Regions from separate parts of the Homo sapiens genome. Here all the other regions are linked to region 5. The links are chromatin loops, found by intact Hi-C in ENCODE. Cell type or tissue: endothelial cell of umbilical vein. All regions are shown on one strand. Region 1 overlaps ZNF423 (zinc finger protein 423). Region 2 overlaps ZNF423 (zinc finger protein 423). Region 3 overlaps ZNF423 (zinc finger protein 423). Region 4 overlaps ZNF423 (zinc finger protein 423). Region 5 has its middle 2.1 kb from the start of ZNF423. Region 6 overlaps ZNF423 (zinc finger protein 423). Region 7 overlaps LOC105371244 (a long non-coding RNA gene).

Region 1 (4,000 bases), 260 kb before region 5:
ACCCTTGCGGTAACACAGCCAGCTGCCTCCAAGCTGGGAAGCCCCCAGGCCTCTCTCAACAGAGGGAATGCTTACCTCTCTCACACAGACACACACACACAAGTGCATACTGACACAAACAGAAAAACACAGGCATACAGAAGAGGGGTTCACTGTCACACCCAACATACACACAACACACAGACAGGAATATAGAGACATACACTCCAAGATAGACACAAAAACACAGATAAACCCACAGATCCAAATACAAAGCATTAAACACATAAGACCACAAACACACTCAAAGACAAACACAAAGCACAGAAAGAAGCATCCAATGTGTTAGCCCAAAAAAACACCCACAGGCACAAAGACATCTAAACCCATAAACAGAAGACTCGAAACAAACTCACGGGGATGCAGATGGACAGGCGCAAATATAACACAAATTAGAGCACACACGGCCAACAGCAGCAAGAACAACATGATACACAGAGGCCACCACTCAGGCTCACAGACATACCCTCAGGAGCTACGACAGGCACACACAGGGCTGTCAACGCAGATGTCTTGGGAGAGCAAGAGGGCGGAAGGAGGCTGGTTCTTACAAAACTGGACCTTGGTCAGTTGCTCCCAAAACACAGACAAGGCCCAGCCAGGCTCTTTCAGAACTCCTTGGCATCCTCTTTCTTGTTTTGGTCCTTAAATTCCTCTCCACCCCACCACCTTGGCCATTTTCACCCTGAACACCCGGGTGACCCCAACAGCACGATCTGCGTCACAGCTAAAGGCGGGAGGGCAGGGAGTGCTGCTGAGGTGGGGGTGGGGGGGTCTCTCTTGTGTCCCCTCCTGTTGGTTTTCCTCCCCAATGAGGACAGTACAAAAGAGGGGCTCAAGAAGTTAGGGTTTCCCTGCCACTCCCAGCTCCAGATGGAGCTCACATGTGGTAAACCCACACTGGGACATTGTCCCTGGACATACTTCAGTGGCTACAGACAGAGGCTGAAAATCAAGGTCAAATCTTTCCAGAAACCCCAGGGCTAAACTGCCCTCCAAACAGCCCCTGATCCTGCCTGAACTTAAATTCCCAGGCGCACTCACTAGCATCTTCCTGCCTTCCCAGCCACAGACCAGCTTAGCCTGACTGATTAATAGGGAGAGATCTGCAACTCATATTTAGCACTCAACTGGAGGGATTCACAGGTAAGAATTCTATTTTAAAAAATAAAGTGCCCACCAGTACCTGCATCCAATGATAGGCTAACAAAATTTTTCTGTGCAGTTAGTTCTGAAACAGTAAACTAAGAAATGAACTCAAAAACCAAACCCAGATTCACTAATCTTGAAACATCCACCAAAATAGCACCAAACTTTTAAACCATGCTCGCTTCCTGGAAAATAAAAATATCAATTGTCTTTTTAAACCTCTATAGTATTTTGTCAATATTTTTTTATTACAGCAGAGAATGTATAAATATTTTATTATAAACCAAAGGCCTAAAATAAACAGTTTAGTAAATAGTTATTACATTACAAGGAAAAACATCTGTGGAAACTGCTTTCCATGTAATTATTCTTGCTATTTTACATTAGCGCTCAACGTGAATTTCTTTGGCACTAATGTTTCACTTGTTCTAAATCTTCCTCCTTGTTGCTATTATTAAAATCTTAAAAAGGTGCCAAATCTTAAATGAAGAAAAAAAAATGATTCACTAGAAATTATTCATATCACAGTGAGCCACTACTAAACCTGGCAGGGGTGCAGTATTTTCGGTGAAATTAACATAAAATATACAACTGCAAATTATCCAGGAAATAGCTATGTTCTTTACGGCATGCTTTTACATTGGGAAAAAAAAATGTTCTTCTTCATCTCGCACAAAGCCGCAAACAGCTCCATTCCGGCAAGTTTTAAAGGGAAAGTAATAGATTTGTCAAAGGAGCACGGGCTTTGAAAACAGACTAACAAATAGCTCAGGGGTGGATCAGCCTTAGGTAATTACCAGAGACAACGTCAGCCCTGGACAGCCGGAGTAGATAGAGAAGGCAAGAAAAACAACAGCCCGCAGCTTCCTTCCCCCTCGATTCCAGAGAATGTATTTCCTCTCGAAGGCCTCAGCCCTTACTCCTAAACACAAGAAAAACTGTAACACCATGTAAAATGCAAATCTTGCTGTAAATATTTTATAAAATTGTTGCATACATCCCAAAAGCTATAGGTCTTAATTGAGAGCAGGCGATTTTTCTAGTCAATATATGGAAATGGAAAATGCTAATTTGTGTTTTTCTACTTATGAAAAACCCTGGAGAACAGCAAGCCACAAATGCACTCACTTTAATATTATAAATATAATTTGGCTCCCTCTCTACCATCCCCACAGCCCTGGCTTTTATCTCCCCGTGGCTGCAGGAGAGAGACAGAGAATCGCTTTCACAGCATCAGCCCGGGAAGGTGGCCTTGCATGCTGTGCAGAGGAGGGGGATGTCAGGCACAGGGCTGTGTGCTTCCCCACTCCCACCTCTTCACCCCCTAGGGATTGGCAGGCAGGGATGGAATATGGCAGGGCCACACGCCAGGAAGCACAGCCCAGCCATTCTGTTCCAGCAAGGGGCAGAAGCAAGAAGGATGCCTGGGGTTTCGGCCACGTGGCTCCTCTCTGCCCTGTTGGGTCGGCTTGGGCTTCGGGCTCCATCCAACCACCTAAGAGCTCTCTCTGGGCATCGAGAGATCTCTCTGAAGGTCAGCCCTGGAGCAGCTGTGATGAACAGGAGCAGCTGGCAAGATGGCTGGAGCACTCCAAGTTGGGAGTGTCTGTTTCCAAACCACAAAAAGAGTAACGCCACTGCCAATGTTCCCCAAGAGCCTGCTCCTCTGGCCAGGGGAAGATCAGCCCACAGCCCAGGCCTCACAATGCACCTCCCAGTGGGAACCTGGGGGAGGAGGGTCTCCTACCTAGAGCTATCCTATCTACTCCAGTTGCCACTAGCCACATGTGACTACTGAGCAACTGAAATGGGGTGGGTCTACCCTGAGACGTGCTGTCAGTCCAAAATACACACCATATTGTTAAGGTTTAGTACGATAAAAGAATGTTAAAAAAGTCTCATTCATAATTTTTAAGTTGATTATATGGTACCATCATAATATTTTGGATATATTGGGTTAAACAAAAAGTATACTCTTTAATTTCACCGGTTTCCTTTTAATTTTTTTTTAAATGTGGCTAGTAGAAAATTTGAAATTGCACTTGTGGCTCGAATCCTATTTCCTTTGGACAGCCTGCTGTAGAGGATGCTCCAGTCTGCCGTGTGCAAGCCTGCCTGGTGTCCATGCATGTCGGTGCCGTTCTCTTAGGTACCGTGTAAATGGGAGGCCCCCAACATTATGATTCTAGAGCTCTGCAGTTCTCAGAGTTTGGGATTCTGTGATTCCAACAATCTGCAAGTCTACAGCTCTAAGAGGGCACAATACTCAGAGATTATATTACTATTGGTTCTCTGCATTTAACACAGACTTTACAAATACCATTATGAAGAGGGCAGGACCACAGCCCTGGCCTTGTTCATTCCTCAGTCAAAAAGGGCTGGAATATTTGGTAATCACAGCTACCTTCCCCGCATCCTCTCCTAAACCCAAACATAGCTCAACCCTCCCTACGGCAGCCTCCTGGGTGACTCCCACCCTCCCTTACTCTCCCCTGCCCACAATGCAGAACAGGTCCTCATGGGGAGAGCTTGTCAATCACACACAACCTCCTTCCCTGGGTAGTATCTGCTTCCTGGAAACTGTTCCTCAACTTCTCCTCACATGTGTGTATTTGAAGAAAACAGCCAGAAAGAAGACAGGAGTGGTGAGAAGGACACATTTAGAGTTAGGTAGCCTGACTATACCTCCAGGCTGTGCAACTTTCTAGCTGTGAGAGCTTAGGTGTGTTACTGAACCTCTCCTTGCCTCCATTTCCTCATCTGTCACATGGGAACAATAACTCCTACTTTATAAAACTTTGAGGGAAAACTG
Region 2 (4,000 bases), 250 kb before region 5:
GACTACCTTTTTCCCAAAGCTATGGGTTCTTTACTGTGTATGTTGATGTTTGATGGGAATCTAATCCTAAGCCAGATTCTGGGGGCAGATCACCAAAACTGAAGAAGCTGGGTTTGTGTCACAGAGCTTCTTGATTTCAATCAGCCCCTGCAGCTTTAAAAGAGCAGCCCACGGAATCCTCTTCCCAAAGTGAAAGGGCTGGATAATGGGGTTGTTTTAGTCATATGAAAGTAAGGATCATTCTGTATCTTAATAGGCCCATAATTAATTCACACATTCAACTGTTAAGTCCAGAAATATGTTCATGTTGACAATTTGCATTTGATGCTTCAAAAACAATCTGGCATGTTTTTATTTGCCTCGAAATCTCAGGAACATCCACCCCTTTCCATTATCCATCCAAATGCTACAATTCCACAACAGCTTCCTAAGGCCCCACCTGTGGGAATGCGGGGAGGGGGCTCAAGATGCCCAGTCAGGAGAAGTGGTGTTAGTGCGAGAGCTGTCCTCCTTTGAAGGACAAGACCACCATATGGCCAGTGGAATTTCCGTCTGCCCCTCCCAACTCCCATGACAACTTTTAGCCCTAGGCATCAATGACTGGAGATCATTCTACCACCCCATATCTTCAACACTGGATCAGTGATTTTCCCCTCAACCCCCAAGCACCAGTTATGCCCCACCTTTGCCCAGCTCCTGGTCTACACTATGAGTGCACCCATCTGATATGTCAGGTGGGACCCCACCCCAGCCTGTCTACCTCATCAGCTCCTAGGAGGATAAAACCAGAGTGAGAAGGACCATCGGAGGGAAGAATATAAAAAGCAATGCTGGCACAGGAACAAGGGATCGTTAGTATCAACGTTTACTGCTAGGCTTGATTTACAACTGCCACCAACAGGCGAGTCAGAAGAGGAGGGGAGGGGGAAGGAGGAGGGGCCTGAGCTCAAGCCCTCAAACTCTTAGCTCCAATTTCCACACCCTGAGTCCTACAAGCTAGCACAGAAGTTGCTGTGGAATAAAACAATGTTTATGGAGGTTCTCAGTTGCCTGTGCTGCTTCCAGATCACTCCCACAGATGTACTATTCCCTATTCCTCTGTCGAAGTACAACTAAAACCCTGAACATTATATATGAAAGAAACAGAAGAAGATTCAGAAAGGCAGAGAGAAGAAGCCAGACCAGCCAGGGACCCAAGGAGTGACAAAGCGGTGAGGATCCTGGGTTTTCTTTTTGCTTCATATATCCCAGACTAGGACCTGACAAAACTGGCAACCCAGAAACACCAACAAGGATTTTGCTTTAAGCCTTAACCAAACCCCACTCTTTCTAGCCAAAGGACCAGGAAAGATTTTTGCCTGGCAAAACAGAAAACGTTTAGACAATAACAGCTCTGCTCCAGGCAAACCCCACAGAAGAAAACTATGACCCCACCACCATCCACTCCAGCAAAGGCTGAATGGAGATCTGAGACTGCCGTGCTGGCAAGGCTTATATAATGAGGCACTCACCGCCCGCTCTTCCCATCCCTGTTAATGTGGCATCAGAGAAACCCTAGCAGGGAGCCAAGACAGTCATACTTGCTGGGCAGTAACAAGGCCTTTCCCCATGGTGTCAGTAGAGACCACATGGGGAGCCTGGACTCCCCTCCTACCTAACAGTAACAAGTGCCCTAACCCATCCTCCTGGTATAGTGGAGACCATGTGGAGAGCAGAAATGATGCATTCCTACCACGACTGCTCAGAGAGGTATGAGTGGAGACCTAGGGAGGAAACGAGCCTGGAATTCTACCCACACCTGGCAGTAGCAAGATGGCATCTGCACCCCTTCTGCACTGGAGTGGGGTCAAAGGAAGCCAGCTAAAACAGAGGGTTTAAATAAGATCCACAGTGTCATTATGTAATACATAAAGATTTCAATCAAAAATCATCTATCCTACCAAGAAACAAGATCTCAAATTCAATGGCAAAAAAGTCAATCAATATATGCCAAAATCAAAATGACAGAGATGTTGGAATTATCTAATGGGGAGTTTAAAGGAGGCATCATAGAATTACGTCAATAAACAATTATGATCATCCTTGAAACAAGTGGAAAAAAAAAGAAGTCCAGCAAAGACCTAGATAGTTTTGACAAAGAAATAGGAGATACAAGGAGGCACTAAATGGAAATTTTAGAAATGGATAAAGGAGAAAATCTTAAAACCCAATGAATAGGCCTAACAGCAGAAGAGAGAAGAGAAAAAAAGAATCAGTGAAATAGGAGATAGAATAATAAAAATCACCCAGAGTTTCAGGGGCCAGTGGGACTATAACATTTTTGTGATTCAAGTCCCAGAAGGAGATAAAAAAAAAAGAGGGCAGGATTGAAAATGTACTCAAAAGAGTGATGGCTGAAAAATTCCCAAATTTGGCAAGAGATGTAGATGTATTCGAGAAGCTGAGTGAAACTCAAAAGGAATAAACACAAGGAAATCCACACCAAGACAAATCATATTCCAACTCCTGAAAACTCCAGGACAGGAAAAAATCTTGAAAGCAGCTGGAGAAAAAATGACACCTTATACACAGTGAAAAAATAATTCAAATGACAGCAGATTTCTCATTAGAAACCATGGAGGCAAGAAGGAAGTGGCAGAGCATTTTTCAACTGCTGAATAAAAAAGAACTGTCAATCCAGAGTTCTTCTACATCCAGTGAAAATGACCTTCAAGAATCAAGGGAAAATTGAGATACTCTCAGATAAAAGAAAACTAAGAGAATGCGTCACCAGCAGAATCACCCTAAAAAGAATGGTTAAAGGAAGTTTTCTAAACAGAGAGGAAATGATTGGAACATTAGGTAGTAAGAAAGAACATGGTAAGGAAATTTTACTGTAGATACCACTAATTCCCCTTCTCTTCTTGAGTTTTCTAAATTATGTTTGATGTCTAATGTAAAATGTTAACACTGTCTGATGTAGTACTAAATATATGCAGAAGAAATAGTTAAGACAGTCATAAGTAGGGAAGAGTAAAGGGACCTACGGGAGGTAACTTTTCTACATTTCACTTGAACTGGTAAGATTATGACACCAGTAGTCTTTGATAAGTTATGTGTATATAATATAATACCTACAGTAATCATGATAAAAAGCTGTATCAAGAAATGAAAACACTACAGATAAACCAAAATAAAATTCTTAAAAATGTTCAAGTAAGTCACAGAAAGGAAAAAAGTAAACCACAAATGAAAAACAGAAAATAAAATATAAAATGGCAGACTGAAGCTCTCACATATCATTAACAACATTAAATATAAATAACCTAACTATACTAATTAAAAGATGAAGATTGGCAGACTGGAAGGAAAATGACTCACCTATGTGCTGTCTACAAAAAACTCACTTAAAATATAACAATACTGGCAGGTTGAAAGTAAAAGAATGTAAAAGGATATATCTTGCAAACATTCATTGAAAGAAAGCAAAAAGGCTATATTAATATTATATAATGAAGGCTTCAGAACAAAAAATTAGCAAGAAAGAAAAGAACATTAAACAATGATAAAGGGGTCAATCTACCAAGAAAATCTTAAATATGTATGCACCAAACAACAGAGCTGCAAAATATGCTAAGCAAAAGCTAATAGAGCTGACAGAAGAAATAGACATATCCACAATTATAGTAGGAAACTTCAGAACCTTTCTCTCAATGACTGATAGGACAACTACGCAGAAAATCAGAAAAGATACAGAAGAACTCAAAATCATTGACCAACAGGATCTAATAGACATTTATACAACACTCCACCCAACAATAACAGAATGCACATTTTTTCAAATGCGTAGAGAACAAATACCAAGACAGACCATATCATGGGTCATAAAACAAATGTCAACATATTTAAAATAACTGAAATCATACATAGTGTTTTTTCCTATCACAATGGAACCAAACTAGAAATTAATAGCAGAAAGGCAGGAAAGCCTCCAAACAATAGAAACTATACGACGTACCTC
Region 3 (4,000 bases), 370 kb before region 5:
AGAGTGTAAAATGCAAGAGGACACCCATTCCCAGCACTTGCAGGTGTAGGGGGGCCCTGAGAGCGAGTGCCCCCTGAAATAATGTACCCCAGGCCCCTGCCTGCCTCACTCCAGACCTGGCCCCCGCCACCAGTCTCAATGCTCTCACATCCTACTGATCTCTATGACTGGGAACCTGCGGCTCCTACCTGGCTCTGCTCTGCAGTCCCCAGTCACACATCTCCGTGCCTCAGAACCCAAGTGCCACCTGGAGTCCTGGCAAGGGAAGGGCTACCCACTTGCCTGCCTGTATCCAACAAAGGGGAAAGCCAACCCTGAAGGGAAAGCCAAGAAGACTTCACAATCAGCATGGTGACCAACCTGCTGCGTGGCCTTGGGAAAGCTGCACGTTACCCTTGGGCCTCTGTTTCCCCATCCAAGAGTGGGAAGATCAGGGTATTCCATCATTAAGGGGTCTTCTGCTTTGACTCCTGTGGCCACTGCCAGCCTGTCCAGTCTGCATGCATTAGGTTACTACGATTCTTTTCCAAGGGGAGCAGGGTCTATTGTGTGCAGGTCCCCAAGGGCGTGTGCAAGCCCACAGGAACTTGTAGGGGAACACACCTTACAGGAGCTGACAGCCCCCCACGCGGCCCTAGGCTGGGGAGGAGAGAACCAGGCAGCCGGATGCTAATCGCATGGATTCCCTTTATTGAACTGTACTAGTTACTGCAGTCAGATTAAGTCACATTTAAAAGCAGACCATCCAGTTGCACTGAAACCGATTATATTCATTACATAGTTTTAATCACTGTCCGGTGAACTGGCAAATCCAATCAAAGCATTAGTCTTTAATTAAAAAATTAAAAGGAAATATTCAGACAATAGCCAAGCAATCACATCACGATGCACAATTACCTAGAATTGCAATTAAAAAGTAGTTAACCGAAGGGGGTGGGGGGTGGGGGGGAAGAAAAACAAGAAAGAAAAAAAAGAAGCAAAGAAAAAAAATCACACTAATTCTTTTTTAAAAACTATCAATATAATACATGAAGGAACAAAGGACAATAGCCTTAAAAAGCAGGTTTCTCTAACTCTAGAAATGTAGTCTGCGGCGGAAAGTCTAAAAGCACACTAGCTGTAGCAGGACAATAAAAAATACTGAGCATGGAATACTTTTAATCTCTGCCATTAATATTCATTTCCAGCTGCTTATAATAGCAGCGCCTCATGGCCAAATCATTAGAGTTTTACATCTGGGTTGCAAATGACACTTTGATTGGATGTAATGTTCAAATGGCCCTCCCCACGGCGTCTCCGGCAAGCCTTCTGCGGAGAGGTGTCCTGTTGAGCGATCCCTCACTGTGCGTGCTGGCTCATCGTGTGGTTCTGCAAAGGCGAAGAAAGGAGACACACATGAAGGAGAAGAATGGAGAGCATGCTCGTCCCTCCCACTCAGTGCATTTACGCCGGGAGCCGCAGAAAAGCGTCTCGATTATAACAAAACAAAATGCAACAAGGAAAAAGTGCTCCAGGGACGCAGCTGCCAAGACGCCACGTTGATTTGGGGCTTGGGGATAGGTTCCTGTTACTGCCAACTTGGACTCCCTATATGTTGTTTTTTGGCTTTTTTTTTTTTTTTTTTTTTAAAGACCATTCAGGTCTTACCGGGGGGACTGGCTAGGTGGAGGGAAAGGGGAAATGCCGGGGAGGAGGCAGGAATTAAAAACATCCCTGTTCACCTCTCCATCTCCCTTTTCCTCTAATGAAGAGGAGGAAACTCTGATCGCCTGCAGGCTGCCCTCGCATCCCCCTCTCAGTCTTCCCCGTGGCTGCTCCGAGCCTAGCAGAGGGAGACAGCAGATGTGCTGTGCAGCTCTCCGGCCAAGAAACACCCGAGCGGGCACAGGCGTGCTGAGGCAGTGGGCGGCCGTGGTGCCTGCGGCCCAGGCAGGGGACAGGTCACCCGGCAGGAAGACGCGGGAGGAGCCTCTGCTGCTGGGCTCCGGGAGCCTGCCTGCTTGGTCACATGGCAATGGCCCAACCAGAGACAGGGACTCAGTGCAGTTTGGCCGAATGCACCTAGGAATCCAGGGCCCAGGTGGGACCCTGTGGCCAAATGTTTCCCTCTCATTACAGTCAATGGCATTTCCTCCCCCTGCCAGCCAGAGGGGGCCAGCAGGGTTGATCTGTTTCACAGGAGCCAGCGGCCTGGGACTGGGGGTGGGATTTGGCATCTGAAAGCCGTCTTTTTGTTTCTTTTCAGTGGTTCGTGTTCCAAATTCAGACCCATTTCATCAAAGCCTCAGGTGGTGCTCCACCTCATGACACCTGGAGAAAGGAGGCAACATCCACCAGGTGTAGGGTGGCCCTGTTTGGGGCCGCACAGGACCCTAGATCCCCGGGAGAGGCTCCTTCTGGGCGCCCCCCAGGGCCCGGCGACTCCTGCAGCTGTGCCGCTGACCGCCAGGGGTCAGCAGAGGCACCGCGTCTCTCCTGGGCTCGGGTCCGCGGCGAGGGCGACCAGGTGATGCCAGTAGCCTCGCCCGGAGGCCGAGGCCGGGGCCGGGGCCGGGGCCGGGGCCGAGACGGGCCACTCCTGCTCCCTGGAGCAGGGCCCCGCGCAGTCCCTTCCCGTGACGGGCACTGCGAAGGCTGCGGCCCCCGTGGTAATGTCACCGACCCTTCCTGCGAGCTCCCGGCCGGGAAGAGGCAGCCCGCGCCTGCCTCCCAGCAGATGCCCACAGCGCCAAGCGACAGCCTCGTGCTCATGCGGGCGGAGCAGGCGCACGGCCGGGGCTTGGTGGGCATGCGTGCTCTGTGCCGTGGCAGGCACCGCTCTTTCAATCCTCACAACAGCCTTGCGAGGTGGGACTTCTTAAGATGAAGACACCGAGGCCTAGGAAGGCAAAAATTACAGGCCCAAGGTCACCCAGGTTGGAAGCACCGGGCACTGAACCAGATGGCTGGAATCCACTAGAGCAAGGGGATTTTCAGGGGAGCCAGGCTTCCCAGGGCCTGCACCCCATGGGCACCGCAGTCTGCAAATCACCCGCATTCTGCACCAGACACAGTGCCACCTCTGCCGGCCGGGCCTGACACCTCGGTCGGGGGCGTCAGGGACCCAGAGGCACCAGGCAGGTTGTCTGAGGCCACAGATGGGATGCAGGCGGTTTCCATGGGAACCCGCACCCTCCAGCCGTGGCACCTCTCCCTGTACTTGTGCAGGGACAGCCAGCTAGTCCTGTGGGGAGCCGAATCCACACTCTACACAGCCATCCTCCTGCTACCTTCAAGCCTCTGCTGACTCAGTTCCCGCCTCCCTTCTCCTCCCTCCCAACCAAGCTGCTCTTTGAGTCCTCTAGGCACATGGATCACTTCCCATCCCTGCAGACCTCTCCAGGCACCTGCAGCCCACCTCCCACACAGCCACGCACCTCTCATGAGCTAGACTGACCTCCTTTGCTGAGCTGCACACAGGGTGGCGGCACCTCCTTTCTCAGGACCCAGGGCTGGGCATGCACTGTCCTGACCATACGCCTGGGCCTCCAATCCCCAGCAGGCACAGCTGCCCAGGAGCAACTTGGAGGTCTGCACTTTCACACCCTGCCAACCGCCAGTCAAAAACCCCTGCTATCTTGGTGTGGGTGGGTCATTCTTTATTAGGGGGAGGACAGGGAGGAGGAAGAGAGGGGACATGAGGAAGGGAGACATGGACAGCTCTTTCTTGTCCTCAAATTATGGTTCCTAGGGCCTGGCACAAAGTAGACACTCAGGCAGTATTTGTGAATGAGTCAATGGAAAGAAAACGAATGAATGTATGGATAGGATGTGGATATGTGGAAAGGGGAGAGGGCATTCCAAGAGGAAAGAATAGCAGAGACGGAGGTGTGGAGCCTAGAATCCAAGTGGCGATGCAGGCACAGGTCCCAGCACAGAAGTCACAGGAAGGCTGGTGGGCACATGGCCTACGGACAGTGGAGGCCTTGAGTACCAACAAACATGGACTTTGTTCCACAGG
Region 4 (4,000 bases), 150 kb before region 5:
GCCCTCCTCCCTCCTGGGCTCTGCGGTTACCGCTAGAACCTCCCCACAGGTGCACCAGGACCAGAGAGGCGACCTGCTTAACCGTGTCATGGCCGCTGGAACACACAAAGAAATCTCCTTTAGAAATTTCTTTCTTGAAAACATTTATTCTTTTTGAACTGTACTCTATCCATTACGTCAGCTTGGGGTTTTCCTTCATTGAATTTTTTTTAAAGCATGTGAAGGAGTAAAAATCATTTCTGACTTCAATTTAATTTTTAGGCACAACGGCATTTAGAGTCAGGGATGGGGTGGGGGTTTCCCAGGGCAGGGTGCCCATCCACCCAGCCCTACATTTTTCAGGGACTTTACCTGCAGGCTGGAAATTTACTCTGGATCTGGGACCAGAATCCTATCCTCAACCTGGTGGCCCTTCCTGTCTTTTTCCTCCTTTCAGGAGAAAATTACATTTCAATGGACAAATGGCTCTTCCTAGAGAAGGGTGCAAGATTCCACTCTCCCAAGGCCCCTCACAGACTTCTAGGGACAAAGGCTCCAGAGAGGCACCTAGCAGGGGAGCCCCATGGGGTCAGCCCAGGGAGGCCCAGCAAGGGTGGATCCGGCTCTGCTGACTTAATGGATTCCTTCCCACCAGCTGTCCTGGGTGAGAAGCTGCTAAGGCTTCTGGAGCTGGCTGGCTCCTAGGTCGCCCTAACTCGCTGGGCTGGCAGGGGTTGTTTATCTCCCAGCTCCTCTATGCCCCACCCTGGGTTCAATGCATCACCAGCTTGTGCCCAGCCCAGTGCCCGGCACATAAGAGATGAACAGGAGCCCTGTGGTGAGTGAAGAGGTGAGTGAAGCAACTGATGAGTGATGCGCCCAGGCCATAAATAAAAGCCATTTAAGTCTACCCCAGTAGACTCCATTCAGTGCAAGGGAGGAAGGGCAGGTTTCCCCTTCAGAGTGGACTTCAGAGAACCCTGTTCTTCAAAGAGGGCCTGGAGGCAGAAAGGGATGACTGAGCCCGGGTCTCAGGGATCCACTTTCCAGAGGGCAGTCTTAGCCCCTCTGGAACACCCTGGCTGTGCCATAGCCAGAGGGGGAACACAGGAGCAGGGGCATAAAGAACTGAAAAGGAGAAGGGAAGAATCTTCGCTAGAACCCCCTTCTAGGGCATCTCAACTCCACTCCATGACACTCCACGAAAACTCCCACTAAGCATGCCACACCTATAACAGGAAATCCAGAGGTGACCTCCCTCCTCTGGGTCCCTCAGTCCTACCCACAGGGCTCTGACACCTTTCTCCTTGGATGACAGTAACCCAGTGACCAACTTGTCCCAATTTGTCTAGGACTTCCCCAATTTTAGAACTGAAAATGCTACATACATACCAGGAAGCCCATTAGTCAGTCAGTCATGAGCAAACTGGGATAGCTGTACCCTCACCCCCAAGACTGTGAGCTCTGTGAGAGCAGGAACCAGCATAGAGCCTGATAGAGAGGAAGATGCAGTGAACATTTGCTTACTCCATGCATGCATGCTTGAATAAATGAAGGCTTTGTTCCCAGGCTCCAGTAGATCTGGAGGGAGTATGAAGGTTTGTGTCTCATCACACACAGAGGACAGAATTCCACTCCCATGTAACTGCTATGCAGAGCACACACACACACCAGACTCCCAAACACCACAGTGCCACCTCAGCTGCACTGTGGGCCTTCAAATATGGCTGCCAGAGCTTGGAACCAGGCATGAAAACTTCCCAGCTCCAAGGGACCTCCACTTCCAACTGGAGTCTCTCCTGCTCATCAGCAGCCCCAGGCCACCTAGAACTCCCTGGGCTCCCTCCTGGCCTGGAAGCCACTTACAAACCTGTGCCAACACTGCCACCTCCAGGAGGCCACCCTTTGCACCCACTCCTGCCTAGCCCTTCCAGCCTCTTTGTTGCCCGAGCTATTGGCCTGCACTTTTAAAGGTTAAATGACAGCACGGTGGGCTGTCCTGTCTTCTTTCTGGGAAAAAGGTGGGAGGGCACTTGGGATGGGAGAATAAGAAGGCCTTAAATACAGGCTTATCTGGTACATCAGGAGACAGATGTGAATGCAGGAGAATTCATTCATTCAACAGAGTCAAGGCCCCAGCCCTTCACAAAGCCTGCCATGGTCACAGCATGGCAGGTGGATCACTGGGATGGGGAGTGCCCTCTGTCTAGCTATAGGGCACTGTAATACACACCTGAGCACAACCTCACAATGGAACAGTATAAAGCCGATTAAAAGGAGGCTTTTGGACAATATTAATATGATAAGCTGTTTACAACCTATGGGTAAACAAAAACAAAGCAGATTGCAGAACAAGAATGTGGATGGATGAATGCCAAAATGACTCTCTGGATCTCTAGGTTATAACTGGATTTTCTTCTTTTCACTTCTCTGTACTTAATAGACCTTCCACAGTGAGTTTATTTTATTTTTTGTGCGTGATTTTGAGACAGAGTTTCACTCTTGTTGCCCAGGCTAGAGTGCAGTGGTGCGATCTAGGCTCACTGCAACCTCTACCTCCCTGGTTCAAGCGATTCTCCTGCCTCAGCCTCCCAAGTAGCTGGGATTACAGGTGCCCACCACCACGCCAGGCTAATCTTTGTCTTTTTAGTAGAGATGGGGTTTCGCCATGTTGGCTGGGCTGGTCTTGAACTCCTGACCTCAGGTGACCCACCCACCTTGGCCTCCCAAAGTGCTGGGATTACAGGCATGAGCCACTGCGCCCGGCCCCACAGTAAGTTTATATAGCAAGCATAAAACAAGAAAAATGTATTTTGAGAAACAAGGGAGTGTCCAAGTGCTCCATTGCTTCTGGGAACCCCAGAGAAGGCACGTGGACGACCATCTGTGTAGAGGTCAGGAAAGGCTTCCAGGAAGACTGGAAGGATGGGATGGCTTTACAGGGAGGCACACTGCGGGGTGGTGTTTAACGCAGAGAGAACAGCGTGGGCAAGGGCACCACACACTTCAAAGGCAAGGGTGAGGTGGGGAGTGGTAAGATAGCCTGGAAAATAGGGCCAGACATGACCACAAATGGCCACCCTAGGAAAAAAAATGAATTTTGGTCTCATGGGCACTGGAGGCTGTCAGTCCTCAGAACTGACCCCTCACCACTCCCCATCAAAGGTGAAGCCAGTTTGCCTTGAAGAACTAGTTTCCATTTAACAATTGGACCCTCCGTAAGATGGGCAGGACTGTAGTCCCAAAAGGATAGAGCCTTCAAGTTCTCACCTCCAGGCCAGCCATGGCCACAGCTGCCTGGCCAATCAGACAGACACGCTGGAAGAATCCCATCCCTGGGTACCAGCATTGACCCTCCAGTCCTGTGCTCTAAAGGGGGCTCACTGCCTTGTGGGGACCAGGGCATGCTGCCCCACCATTCACAACAGAGCCAGGTGTGAACTGGGCCCAGGGCCACTCCACCGCCTGGAGGCAGACTTCCAGCCACTGGTGGGATGGCTGCCACCAAACACAGAATCCAGGTGTCAGAAGGAAATTAAAACAAATGACCCTGCCACATTTTTTATCATCCATTCATAAAAAATACAAGAGCAACATGGAAGAAAAATAGGTCACTTCAGTGAGATTTACAGCAACTTAGAGATCTAAACATCACCCGAAGGTCTTCTGCCTCCATCTGGCTTCAAAAGGCCAGGTCTGATTGACCCAGAAACAGAAGAGAAAGTCCAGAACCCAGACAAAGTGAGGTAATGGCTCCGGGCACCAACAACACAAGGGCACCTTCGGCCTCACATGGCAGGTGGTCCCAGGACCCATGACTGCCAGCCAGGAAGGAGAAACCTATAAACAAACCCCCAGGACAACCCACACACCTGCCCATGCTATCCACAGCAGCCAGAGGGATCTGTTAAACACACACACCGGATCCTGTCACCCTTCTGCTGACCTCTTCCAATGGCTTCCCACTAGGCTTGGAATAAAATCCCCACCCCTTTCCATGGCCTGCGAGGCACTATGTGAT
Region 5 (4,000 bases):
GGCCCCCTCCTTCCCTCCCCCACCCTACCGCCACCCTCACCCTCCTCCTCCTTCTCCTCCTCCTCCGCCCCTTGCCGGATTTTTGTGCAAAGTTTGCAGGCGTCCGGCCACGCAGCCCGGTGCGGAGCTCACAATGAACCCATCTGAGGAGGGGGAACGGGGCTGGAGTCGAGGGTATCTCAAGGGGGGAGGAGACCGGGAGGCGGTCGGGAGCGCGGAAGCTCAGTACCCCCCAGGAAAAAAAAAAAAAAGAAGCCTTCGAATTATCCCCTGCCGCACAAAAAAAAATAATAAATATTAATGGCTCAAAAATGCCCAAGCGCCTGGTTTGGAGATTATGATGGATGGGGGGCGGGGGTCCCTCAACTCAGCCTACTTGGAGGGGAGGCTCGAAACGGCCGCAGTGGCTCGGAAGCCGCGGCTCGGGGCCCCTGGCTCACGCCCCCTTCTCTGGCTCTCGGATCGGCCCGGCGCCGGCCCCCCGGAGGAGGAAGGGGCGCGCGGGGGCGCTCAGGCGGCGGCCGGCAGGCGCGCCCGTGCCCCGGGCATCGCTCAGCCCGTGCGCCGGGCCGCCGCTGCCTGCCCTCGGGCTGCGGTGCTCAGCGCGAGGCGCGCAGCCGATCCCCAGGCCGGTGCCAAGTCGCCGGCCCCGCTAGCTGCCTCCATGGGCCAGGGGCTCGGAGAGGGGGGAGGCGGCGGCCGCGGTGGCGGAAGAGGAGGACGAGCAGGCGGCGGCGGCGGCGGCCGGGCTCCCGTCCTCCTGGGCAGCGGCGGCGGCGGCTGCGCCCCGGCTCCTCCGCGCTCCAGCCGGCGCCGGCCCGCCCGCCAGCCTCCCTCGCGCTCCTGTCTTCTTTGTGGTCGCTGGCTCTCCTCCTCCCGATCCGGCTGCTGGGGCTGCACTGCAGAGACACATAATAAAGCCAGGCTTGGCTGGAAATGTAGCCGGGTCCCAGCAGGAGGATGTGAGGAGCGGAGTCCCGGCGGGGGAGCGCTCTGATCCCGTGGGGCGCCCCGCACTGCTCCGGCTCGGATCAGACGGAGAGAGGGCCAACAGCACCGAGCGATGGACAGCGCTGGAAATACAGCTCCGGCCGCCCGCAAAACCCGGACCGTGGTGGCGGCGGCGGCGGCGGCGGCAGGCACGGCGCGGGCGCGGGCACCGCACCAGCACGCGGGGCCGGGGCTCGGGCGCTGGCTGCACCGGGGGCAGGAGGAGGGAACACACTTAGGGCCCACGCGGCTGTCAAGCTCGCCAAGACGCATGAGCCTCACAAACTGTAAAAAGTGAAAGAATGGGGGAGCAAACGGAGTTGGGCTGCCCTAGTATTGCCACCTCGCGATGTATGCCTCACGCACATGAACTATCCAGGGACCTGGCTCTGCCAGGTTGGCTTTTGCCCACCGGTCGGTGTTCAAAGACCACCCCTGCCCCACATCCAACAAATTCTTCCACCACTGGGCTAACCCCGTGCGCCCCCTACACCCTTATTTGTAGAATTCTCGCGCCTGGTGTGCACTTCCTCTGTCCGACTGTAAAAGGAACACCTTACCCCTGAGACCTTGCAGGAGCACCCCCTCCCCGCGCAGTTGTCAGAAGAAATAAACCAGCTGCTACTTTCTGCGAGGTTTTACCCAGCCGCCAGGGGGCGCCGCGCGTCCCCCGCAGCTCCTGAACCGGCTGAGACTCTGGTCTCCGGGCAGGCCCGGGAAGGGTTCTGACTTGGGAAAAGTCTTCCCCAGACGGCTCCCCTAAACCGTTCCTCGGAGCCTCTCCCTCCCCAACTAGCTGCAGGCGGCCAGGTCTCGGGTGGGGAGCGGCCCCGACCTCGCCCCCCTCCCGGGTGAGTGGCGCCACCTTGGGCCGGCGCGCCCCGGAGCCAGGAGAACGGAGCGGGTGCACGGCGCGGCGCTGGGGGTTATCAATCTCTCGGATCGATAAGTTGCCACTTGGAGAGGGGAGGGCTACGTCCCCTCGGAGACGAGTTACCCAGGGCAACCTTTCACGGAAAAACCCGCTGCCCGCCGAGAACAGCGCCGGGGCCGGCCGGGCCGCGGCGCCCGCCCCACGCAGGGTGCCCGCGCCCCGCCGCTCCCCAGCCTGCCGGCCAGCCGGGCCCGGCCCCGCTCAGCTCTCTCCGCGGTCCCGCCGGGCCCTGCTCGCCAACCCCGTGCTGGGCTGATTGCCGAGGTAGATGCCACCCACGCACCCCCGCGGCTGGGGAGCGCGAGCTGGAGGATGCGGAGAGGCCTGAGGCAGGGGGGCCAGGCGCGCGCGCCCTAGGCAGTCTCAGAGGTAGAGTCGGGTGACGGGCTAAACGCGACGCCTAGCTGGACACCCTGACAGCGGCAGCGGGCGAGCGAGGCTCCCCAGAGGGGCGGAGGCCAGGACCGAGACGTCCCCTAACTAGACCTAAGCCTTGAGGGCCGCCCCTCCCCAGGTTAGCGCTACCATCCCCAGGCCACAGTCCTCCCCAGCTTGTGCGTCCAAGAGTGTCCAACATCTCGGCCTTCCCGGAGGGAATAGGAGCCCCCCCCCCCACGCCCCCGCGGCCCAGGGATGGACGGAGTTGGGCTGAACCGGGGGTGCCAAGGGCCGAGGCGAGGGCAGGGGCCGCGAGGCGCCTGGGAAGGAGCCAGGAAGGAGGGGCAGAATCAGCCGCTCCCCCACCCCCGCCGGCGCCTGGGATCGAGGCCCGCGGAGAGTGGCTGACAGGCGGCAGATGGCACACGCTGGGGGAGGGGGACGATTGGCCTCGGCTCTGGGGTGCCCCCGCCGCGGGCTGCCTCTGCTAGAGGTAGGGGGCGGGGAACGGCCCCCAGCTCGCCCGCCCAGGCTTTCTGGGGGGCTGGAGATTGCGGATCCTGCCCAGCCGGGAGTCTGGAGAGTGAGGGGGCGGACAAAAGGAGCGCGGTGGGGAATGCGTGTGCGGGACGAAAGAGGGGCCGTCGGGGGAGAGGGGTGGTTGGAGTCCCACGGGGCTGCCCTTTTCCACCCCTAGGGGCCTGCTGAAGACTGAGGACGGAGGTGGGGGCAACAGGATGGGGAGCCCGCAATAGCCCATCCTGACCTAATCCGAAAGGACGAGATCCTGGAGCCGCTCACAAAGTTTTCCGGGCCCCCTCCCACGCGTCGCCTGCACGTATGTCCGTTTCCCGACGCTCCGCCCTCCCCCGCCAAGTTCGGCGTCTCCCAGCTCAGCGGCAGTCAGGGTGCAGAGGGAGCCCGACCTTGTCCCCGCCTCGGCCCGTCCCGCTTCTTCTGAAGCTTGTTTCATTTTTAACTCCTTCCAGAAAAATGTTGTTTTAAGGAAAATCTCAAAGGAACAAAAAGCCAATAGTGCCTTCCTTATTTGCAATCCCCACCCACCTCTGAGCTCGGACTGCAAGGGCCTCAAGGGACACCAGGTGACACCTGGGCCTTGCTTCTCACGGGTGACCTTGGACCAGAAAGGGTCATTTTCAGGTGTGTTTTATACCCCCCACCTGCCTACTTCTGGCAGGGAATAGGGGGTCCAGTCCCCTCCCCTATGAGAAGGGGCCCCTCTGGGCTCTCCTTCTTCGCCGGAAAGTGAACAGCTGCTCCTGCCCTGCTTGGAGGAGTGGCTGTGGAAACCCACTGTAAGCTGTAAGGAGCAGGAGCCACCATCATAAATGCAAGAGAAATTCCAAGTTGAGGTTTTTGAGAACAAGTAAGACTTTGCCCACAAAAAGGTGCATCTTCCTTCAAAGTCATAACTTGGCTGGAAGAGGGGAAACCTCTTGCCCAAGGCGGTGCCTTCCCCAACCATGCTCCTTAAGAATGTTTTTCCTACATGTGCAGCAACTGAGGCTTCTTCCTTGAATTTTCAAGAGGCAGGCGTCATTTTGAGCAGTCTGGTGAATGCACGAGGGTCTGGTGGGCTACAAAAACAAGATAGGACAATAAAGAAAACAAGGCAGTGTTCACTTTGTGGCCTCAGACCTATGATCCCTGCAGAGCTCCCAGAGTTGCTCAAGGGAT
Region 6 (4,000 bases), 210 kb before region 5:
ACAAGCCTGAACAGATATTTCTGCCAGGGTTCATTTGCTCCTAAACCTTTCACACCACCTGAAGACCAGAAGACACTCACTCAGAGCCAGAGCCCTCCCAGCTCCTCTATGAATTCATCCATGCCCTGAACATTCCTCTTAACCACTCACTTTACGCATCTGAAAAAAGGGAATCACTGGGAGGAGTGGATGAGAAAAACTAATGGGAGAAAGCACTATTATGCCACTGACATGAGATGTCCAGAATAAGGCGCATCTGAGACAGAAGGCAGGTTAGCAGCTGTCCGAGGCTGGAGATGGGAGCAGGGACTGGCTGCACAGGTGACAGGGATCCTTCTGACATGAGGGAAATGGTCTAAAACTAGACTGTGGGTGAAGACTGCACAGCTCTGTAAACTTACCAAAGACTGGCTGAGTTGCTCACTTCAAACAAGTGAATTTTATGGTATGCAAATTATACTTCAATAAAGTTGTTAAACAAAAGCACTATTTTGCCAATAATAAGAATTAGTACTAATTAGTGCCACAAGTGCTAACAATATTAACAGCTCCATTTATTGAGAATGTCCCACGTGCCAGCACTGTGCTAAGTATGTCTATTATCGCAATTAATTTCTATTCATCCTCACAACAACCATATCTGGCTGTCTGCAGTAACATTCCCATTTCTGAGATGAGGAAGTGGGGTTCAGGGAGGTGAGGAACTGGCCCCCAGTACCAAGCCAGATGCCCCATTTAGTGTCTGGCCAAACTTCATCCTGTAGGAGTACAGAACCTGGTCCCGAGGCCCCACATCAGTCATTCACCCAGTAGGCTTTGAAAAGGAGAATCTTAACCTGCCCGGCACCAGAGTACCCAAGGTTCATTGCAGGCTGGCTGCTTGGCTTTATTTTTCTGCAAACAAGTTTTGAAACTAAAGCAAAGCGTATTATTCTGGGAGCAACAAGCTGAGCCACTGCTGAGATTATAATCATCTGAATTGAAATGAAAATAAGGCTCCTTAAACTGAAAAGGCCCAATCAGGGAAAATGGGCATGTTGACATATAAAGTCCCAAACTCAGATTGCCCTGTTTAAAGTCTTTTATTCAAAGAACATTCAACCTCGCCTGCTGCCATCCCACCCCCTCCAAATGCATTTTGCTTTGGGGGGACTTAGCTCAGTGCTCTAGAAACAGGCTAGAGAGATAAGCTAGGGCCAAAGCTCGGGATGTATCTACAGGGGCGTCAGCAGAGAAAGCGGTTCTCTTTTCTTTTTTTTTTTTTTTTTTTTTTTGGCAGGGGCAGGAGGGGAAGGAGTCTCGCCCTGTGGCCCAGGCCAGAGTGCAGTGGTGTGATCTCGGCTCACTGCAACCTCTGCCTCCCAGGTTCAAGCAATTCTCCTTCCTCATCCTCTCATGTAGCTGGGATTACAGGCACATGTCACCATGCCCGGCTAATTTTTGTATTTTTAGTAGAGACAGGGTTTCACCATGTTGGCCAGGCTGGTCTCGAACTCCTGACCTCAAGTGATCCACCCGCCTCAGCCTCCCAAAGTGCTGGGATTACAGGTGTGAGTCACTGCGCCTGGCCCAAGGTTCTCCTCTCTTATAGCAATGACACTTTCCTCATGCTGGATGCTGGACACCACACACACACCTGCAACTGTGGCCAAGGCAATCCCAAAGTCCCCTCCAACATGAACATTCCAGAATTCAGGAAGAAGGTGGGTTCAAGGAAAGTCCTGTTCAGTCGCTACATTTTTATTTTCAAGTAAATACTTGCATCGATTTTGCTGTGTGCCAGGCATTCTTCTAAGAGTTAATGTGTACTCACTCATTCAATCCTCTCAATAGGCTAATGAGTTAGGGACTGTTATAATTTCCATTTACAGATGAGAAAACCAGGGCACAGAGCGACTGAGTGACTTGCCCAGTGCCACACAGCCAGCAGGCAGCAGAGTCAGGATGTGAACCCCCCCTTAGTCCTGTTCAGTCAGTGTTTTCACCCACAAGGCTTCACTACCCCCCACCCCCCACTTTGGGAGGAGAAGCATGAGAAAATCAAGTGGGAAGTACAATGACTAATGACAGACCCATGCTTCCCCTGCCCCCCAGAGTAAATGCAATCAAAGAACTATAACAAAAATGAGTTAAAAAAACACACACACACTTGCAAAATGGAGATTAAAGTCATTTAAAAATGACTAATCCTGCAAAAAGGCCAAATAGGAAATGGGTTATATGAGGCTTTTGCTGTCTGCTGCAGGAAGAGAAAGAAAACAAGCATAAAAGAGGAGAGAATTTTTGATAAAAATTCAATTAAGTTGAAAAAAGAACATTAACTGGGCTTCAGAACACGTCAGCAGCAGAAAGAGCCAGGTGATTCCCAAGCTCATGTGGTCACACTTGGTGACCAGCATGGAGCAGGACATGAATTCAGCAGGCTGATGCTACAGTGTGTAAAACTGCCTCGGACACACCTCATCTAGGCTGAGCAGTGCAAGTGGCCGCCCAGAATGGCTGGGAGCCACAGCTCACGGCTCCTCTGTCACAGAGAATCAAGGTCAGAGATGCTGGAGAAGGTGCTCGGGCCAAGGCAGGAGAGTGACTGGCCCACAGACTCACAGGAGTGGGCCGAAAGGGAACCTTCCTGCAGTGGGGGGCACACATGGAAGAGGAAGTGAACTCCTGCCATCGAAGCTATGCAAGAGGCCCTAAAAAGAACACTAGGGGGACTCTCTGCATTGAGTTTGGGGGGAAGATAGCTGAGCCCAGGAAGTTCCAGGTTACTAGGACATTCCTGAGCTGGGCAGTTCCATCTGTGTGAATAAAAATGACCATCCAGCCGGGCATGGTGGCTCATGCCTGTAATCCCTGAACATTGGGTGGCTGAGGTGGGAGGATCGTTTGAGGTCAGGAGTTTGAGACCAGTCTGAGCAATATAGCAAGACCCTGTCTCTTAAAAAAAAAAAAAAGAACAAAATTTACACAGGCATGGTGATGTGTATTTGCAACCCCAGCCACTTGGGAGGCCGAGGCAGGAGGATCACCTGAGCCCATGAGTTTGAGGCCGCAGTGAGCTATGATCATGCCACTCTAGCCTGGGTAACAAGAGTAAAACTCTGACTCAAAAAAAAAAAAAAAAAAAAAAAAAAAAAAAAAAAAAAACCGTGAGCCTACAGAGGGAACAAGAGCTCATCCAGCCATTGGAATAAGGTTTCCATCCCAGTCCTCAGGGCCTCTTGTGCCCAGGACTGTGCTGAATACTGCAGGGTCGCCTGGGTGCATCCCACCTTGGTCCTGCCCCAAGGACATTCCAGACCATGCAAAGGAGAGGCCAAGTAGAGCAAGAAAGGCACCAGTGGGAGTCATGCTGGGGCAACGGGCAGAGAGTCCATCAGGAGGCTGGGCCTCCACTGCCTCTGCTGGCTCATGGGAAGCTGGAATTCATGCTCTCTATAGCCCCTGCCATATGAATATAAAGATCACCTTGTACAATACTCCAACCATCAAGACCATCTTCATGATAGACACAAAATGGCCTTACAGTGCTTCACAAAGTCCCCAAAAAGACTCCTTGCCACTCAACTGTTTCTTCAGAAAAATGAAAATTGCCAAGGAGACCAGTTCCCGACAGGACAAAGCTTTGTAATACACCAAGCAGAGCTTCTCTGCTGCCCCCATACAGAGCTCCAAGAATAGGAATCACTGTGGCCCTTCCCTAAGCTCAGAGGAATGGGACCCTAGACTCAGGAACCAACTACCCAATCCCACATGATACAGATGGAAAAGCTGAGGCCCAGAAAAGAGAAGAAAACTTACAAGCCCAGCTAATTGGTAGTGGTTGCCTAGAATCCTGTGTTCAGAAGGATTCCAAGGCCTTATCTCAGGTCCAAAGAAATGAGTGCTGCAATCAACTGATGATGTCTGCCATGAGCAGAGACATGTAGGAATGGAATAGTCAAAGGGCACTGAGCAAACTGGAAAGAGGAGTCTCCTGACTCCCAATGCTAGATGCTTT
Region 7 (4,000 bases), 420 kb before region 5:
CATCTCTGAATGATCACAGCAGTGCCAGGGCTCCCAGGGGATCAACAGAGGCCTTTGCTATGACTGCATCACCGCCCATCTCCTTCTCTGCCCCATCCTGAGTCCCTCTCTCCCTACAGAGGCTGGTTCTGCATACAAATATCCACCCCAGAGCCTACCTCCCAGGACACCCAACGGTGACACCCTCTAAACCCTCATGTTCTCATGAGTCCTATGGAGAGATTCACCCACTTTACCATGCCTTTGAGAGTGTAAGGAGATGGCACAGGCAGGCAGCCTAGATGGGAGTGTGCCATGCGTGTGGGAGGTGCTCAGTGACTCCTTGCTGAACATCATGGACCGAGAGCTTAGAAGAAGGCAAGAAATATGTGGCGATAGTTCCTAACCACCTGGAGTTCACTCCCCTAAACCAGAGCTTCTCACCCTTGGCACTGTTGACATTCTGGGCCGGATAATTGTTTGTTGCAGGGCAGGAGGGGCCTGTCCTCTGGGCTACAGGGTGTTTAACAGCCTCTACCCACTAGATGCCAGTAGCAACCCCCAATTGTGAAAACCAAAAATGTTTCTAGACACTGCCAAATGTCCCCTGAGAAACAAAATTGCCCCTGGCTAAGCAGCGCTGCCCTAAATCATTAAAGTTCCCTGAGCCACCTCTGAGAGAGAGTCACGGTTTGGGGCCAAAAGTCAATCAGGGGCCCTTCCTAGGCCCCTCCACAGGGAACAGGGAATCTCAAGTAAGGCCAAGGGGAAACGTGAGAAACGTGGGGCAATGGCAACAGCCCACGCACGGGGGTGGGGACGCTGCTTCAAACCCCAGCCACGCATCCTGCAACCCGCACAGGCCGGTCCCCTTCTCCCAGCCTCAGCGTCCTGAGATGGGAAATGGAGACAGCAATTCCATTCCTTCGACCTGCCAGGGAAGTTTCCCCAAACAATGGCTTGGTGCGTGTGCGTGTGAGAGTGTTCTGACAGCAGTAAACGTACTGTGCAGAAGTACAATGGGGTTGGCTCCCACAAACAACCATCTTACCCAAATTCAGCTAAGTGAGTGCAGACAAAGAGAAGGAGAGAGAAATAGGCAGGCAGAGGCGCATTTATTGACCCTGTCACTGTTCCCTCATCCCCATCGCCCCAGGGACAGGGAAGGCACAGCTAAAATGCCCAAGAGACAAACAAACAAACAAAATAAGTGAAATTCTCAGAACCCATCAGGTCCTAATGATTCACAGGATTTTTGAAGGTAAATTTTACTACAGAAGATGTTGCTGTATTGGGCAATTATCCAAGCCTTGAGTAGGGATATGACTGAGTTTTGTTTTTTACTCCAAAAGCAGTGAATAAAAAGCATTTCAAAGAAAGTAATGCCAACTTGACAAACCCATTCCACCAGCAGTGGGCAGCAGAAACAGGAGGAAAAAGAAAGTTTGCCTCTGAAACACCTGGTAGATGTAGACCCGGGCCTCCGCCTCCTCTCCACTGCCCGCCCTCCATCCTGCCCTCCCCGGAACAGACGGAAGCAGCGAGATCCTGAAATAGCCTCGCTCTCAGCGGTGAGACAGGAAGCCACCAGCCCCAGGCCTGAAAGCCATCATGCAGTTGACACAGGGACCCCGCTGATGCCGCGTCATTTACCTTCGGGGGACTCGCAGCCGCCCCCGCAGCCTGGGTTGGCAGGCCGGTGGAGGTCGGCCAGAGGCGTGCTCCCTGGGGCCATCCCAGGGAAGGCCCAATGATCACTTGCTCCAGAGCAAGTGGCTTCTTCCCCACTACCCTTCTCTGAAACCCCACACTCTGGTTCTTCCATCCCAGACCCAGAGGCTTGATTTACCCCATAAACAGTGTGGGGTCTATAGATTCTTTTCGGGGGCCATTAAACATGCTTGAGATCTAAAAAGAAAAAAATAATAATAATTGTGACTGTAAAATACAAGAATAAAACTGAAAAATCAAAATTACTAACAAGTTCAAAACCACAATTCTAAAACCCTTTTCACTTTTTAAGCAAAATAATTGTACAAAACAATTGCATTCTATGTAAGCTGAGTCAATTTTTTTTAGTCTATTGTTGTAGTGTGGAAAAGGTTCTCACACAGATCTTCAGTTGACCCCCCCAAAAAACTTACTCCTTTCACCTCCTAGAGGTAACTTTCTCTTGTCTTCCTGTGTCTAAATGGGACGGTGAGACAGAAAATCTGCAAGTCCGTACAACACCTCTCTTCCTGAATCTGCAGGACAGTCTCTGAGACTCCAGGGCACAGCCACTGTAAAAGCCAGTCTTCTGGAGCTATAGAGAGTTTTAGCACAGATCTGAATTCCTGGATGCATCCAGGAGCTAATTCTAAACGTCTGTCCCCCCAGCCCAAGATGTCAGTCACCTGTTTCATCTCTGCAAGTTTAATGGAAGATGCCAGGCTAGGAGTTAGGGGTGGGGGTTCTTAGACAAGCCTGGCCCTCTTTCTTATAGAAAGCGGAAATGCCATCGTTCTGCTCCAATGTCACCACCAAAAGTAGAGAAAAACAGGACAGACTGAGAGGGCCATTTTCATTAAGAAATAAGAGCTAGAAATAGCACCTTTCACCTGGGTGAAAGAGATCCAGTTCTTTGTGGAAGAGAAAGCTATTCTCACTGATTTCAGATGCAAACAAAGCGTGCCTGTGTCTTCCATCTTGACATCCACTTCCCTCACTTCCCTGACCTACAAGCCCTAAGCTAGGTCCATCCCAGCCCTGCCACTCTGCCCCTTCTCTACTGCCCCTTCTCCTCCAGGAAATCACATGTGGTTGATGGAGGGCAAATGCCTGCCCACTACCTGCCGGGTCCCCCAGTTGGCAGAAATCTTTCTCCACAGTCGGTGGGCAGGGTTGTGTTTATTTTGCAATTAACAAAGAACAAAGGAAGTGGCAGGGCGCTTGGAGGTGGTGCTTCTGGCTTGCTTTTGGGGACCTGAATTCCTGCCTTGCTCTTGGCTCTGTCGGCTCTGGCTCCTGGGGTGGGAGGGGAGTCACTGCCCTCAATCATTTCACAGCAGTCTGTGTCTTTTTTGGCCAGGTCACTAGCTGCAGCAGATGGGCCCTTTACTTTAAAAGAAAAGCAAAGAGCAAAGCTCTGCCCAAATGGGGCCCAGGGCGTGCTCAGGTCTGAGGTGATGAGTAAAGGTATCCCCCTTTACTCATTGATTGTGTCATTGAGGGACCAGCGGACCAAGAAATTCCCTGCCATGCGAGTGTCGGAGAACAGCCCCTTTGTCACGCCCTCTTCAAAGCGTGACCCGTGTCCCCGTGCACTACATTGGGATGAGACAGACCCCTGCTAACAAAAACAGGGAGATTTGGGGGTGCTTAGGGGGTGTTGAGATAGCAGATAGGGCTCCAAGTTACCTACGGTAAACAAAGCAAATTATATTTACTTCCATGGGAGCCTGAGATTTTGACAGCAAAGAGAGACTTATGGTAGAGTTGTTGCTGCATTTATATTTAATAAATTTAAGAGAGAGATGAAATAGACTTTAGCAAGGCTAGTGAAATATTTATAAAAGCACACCGAAGCCGTGTAAGGGAGAGAGAGGGAAATAAAACAGCTCGCATGTGGGATCAAATCGAGCAAGCCAGCTTTTAACCTGACAGCTCCCTGTGCACTGCGGGCAAGAGAGCTGCCAATGGGCCACAGATGCACCACACCTGAGCTAGCCGGGAAGACAGGGAGGTGTAGGGAGGGGAGGACGGGGTGCAGACGGGTGTGTGTGCACAGGCACAGCCAGCTCCATGCAATCCAGGGCATCTGTCACACCTGTCCAGCTGCTCAGGTGCGCCTGGCACCTTACAATGCCAAGCAGAGCACATTCCCCCACCCCTGGCCTACATCCAGTTAAGCCTATGGTCTGGTAGGAACATATGGGGCTCCTGGAGTTGGGGGGCCTTAGACAGTGGGGGCTGAACACCCTGGGCTTCCATCTCTTAGGAGAGCCTGTCTGTCTTCAAGCCACTGTCCGAAAAAGGTCTA

The links. Peaks named below come from ENCODE experiments on the same cell type or tissue, not always from the same donor. Only the 100,000 strongest peaks of a DNase experiment are listed, where the experiment ranks them.
Region 1: it touches region 5 in a loop (4-fold over the local background); 24 of 110 quality-filtered maps call a loop at or near these places.
Region 2: a loop joins it to region 5, with 9 times the contacts of the local background. A loop is called at or near these places in 28 of 110 quality-filtered maps.
Region 3: it touches region 5 in a loop (8-fold over the local background); 39 of 110 quality-filtered maps call a loop at or near these places.
Region 4: it touches region 5 in a loop (3-fold over the local background); 17 of 110 quality-filtered maps call a loop at or near these places.
Region 6: a loop joins it to region 5, with 12 times the contacts of the local background. A loop is called at or near these places in 8 of 110 quality-filtered maps.
Region 7: a loop joins it to region 5, with 2.5 times the contacts of the local background. A loop is called at or near these places in 6 of 110 quality-filtered maps.

The regions. Positions count from the first base shown.
Region 1 is chr16:49,594,340-49,598,339 of GRCh38, forward strand. The region is part of intron 5 of ZNF423 (zinc finger protein 423); the gene reads right to left. Among named protein-coding and RNA genes, the nearest start is that of LINC02179, 130 kb to the left of the region's middle. RefSeq lists an enhancer at 2,600-3,120. In endothelial cell of umbilical vein, no CTCF peak of the experiment used is centred here; a DNase peak (open chromatin) is centred at 1,942.
Region 2 is chr16:49,607,392-49,611,391 of GRCh38, forward strand. The region is part of intron 5 of ZNF423 (zinc finger protein 423); the gene reads right to left. Among named protein-coding and RNA genes, the nearest start is that of LINC02179, 140 kb to the left of the region's middle. In endothelial cell of umbilical vein, a CTCF peak has its summit at 1,611; a DNase peak (open chromatin) is centred at 2,760; H3K27ac peaks cover 385 bases.
Region 3 is chr16:49,489,937-49,493,936 of GRCh38, forward strand. It overlaps ZNF423 (zinc finger protein 423), which reads right to left. Exons shown (of 8, transcript NM_001379286.1): 8 at 1-1,368. The coding sequence ends at 1,339. Among named protein-coding and RNA genes, the nearest start is that of LINC02179, 26 kb to the left of the region's middle. RefSeq lists enhancers at 2,590-3,213, 3,214-3,835. In endothelial cell of umbilical vein, a CTCF peak has its summit at 2,423 (motif pointing right); no DNase peak of the experiment used is centred here.
Region 4 is chr16:49,703,101-49,707,100 of GRCh38, forward strand. The region is part of intron 3 of ZNF423 (zinc finger protein 423); the gene reads right to left. Among named protein-coding and RNA genes, the nearest start is that of ZNF423, 150 kb to the right of the region's middle. RefSeq lists enhancers at 1,718-1,817, 1,720-2,400. In endothelial cell of umbilical vein, a CTCF peak has its summit at 1,887 (motif pointing left); no DNase peak of the experiment used is centred here.
Region 5 is chr16:49,856,191-49,860,190 of GRCh38, forward strand. It overlaps a transcript of ZNF423 not described here. Among named protein-coding and RNA genes, the nearest start is that of ZNF423, 2.1 kb to the left of the region's middle. In endothelial cell of umbilical vein, CTCF peaks have their summits at 1,062 and 1,646 (motif pointing right); a DNase peak (open chromatin) is centred at 991; H3K4me3 peaks cover 2,592 bases; H3K27me3 peaks cover 628 bases.
Region 6 is chr16:49,641,551-49,645,550 of GRCh38, forward strand. All of the region lies in intron 3 of ZNF423 (zinc finger protein 423), which reads right to left. Among named protein-coding and RNA genes, the nearest start is that of LINC02179, 180 kb to the left of the region's middle. In endothelial cell of umbilical vein, no CTCF peak of the experiment used is centred here; a DNase peak (open chromatin) is centred at 2,171; H3K27ac peaks cover 1,204 bases.
Region 7 is chr16:49,440,060-49,444,059 of GRCh38, forward strand. The region is part of intron 2 of LOC105371244 (a long non-coding RNA gene); the gene reads right to left. Among named protein-coding and RNA genes, the nearest start is that of LINC02179, 24 kb to the right of the region's middle. RefSeq lists enhancers at 1,215-2,162, 1,418-1,697, 3,219-3,720. In endothelial cell of umbilical vein, no CTCF peak of the experiment used is centred here; no DNase peak of the experiment used is centred here.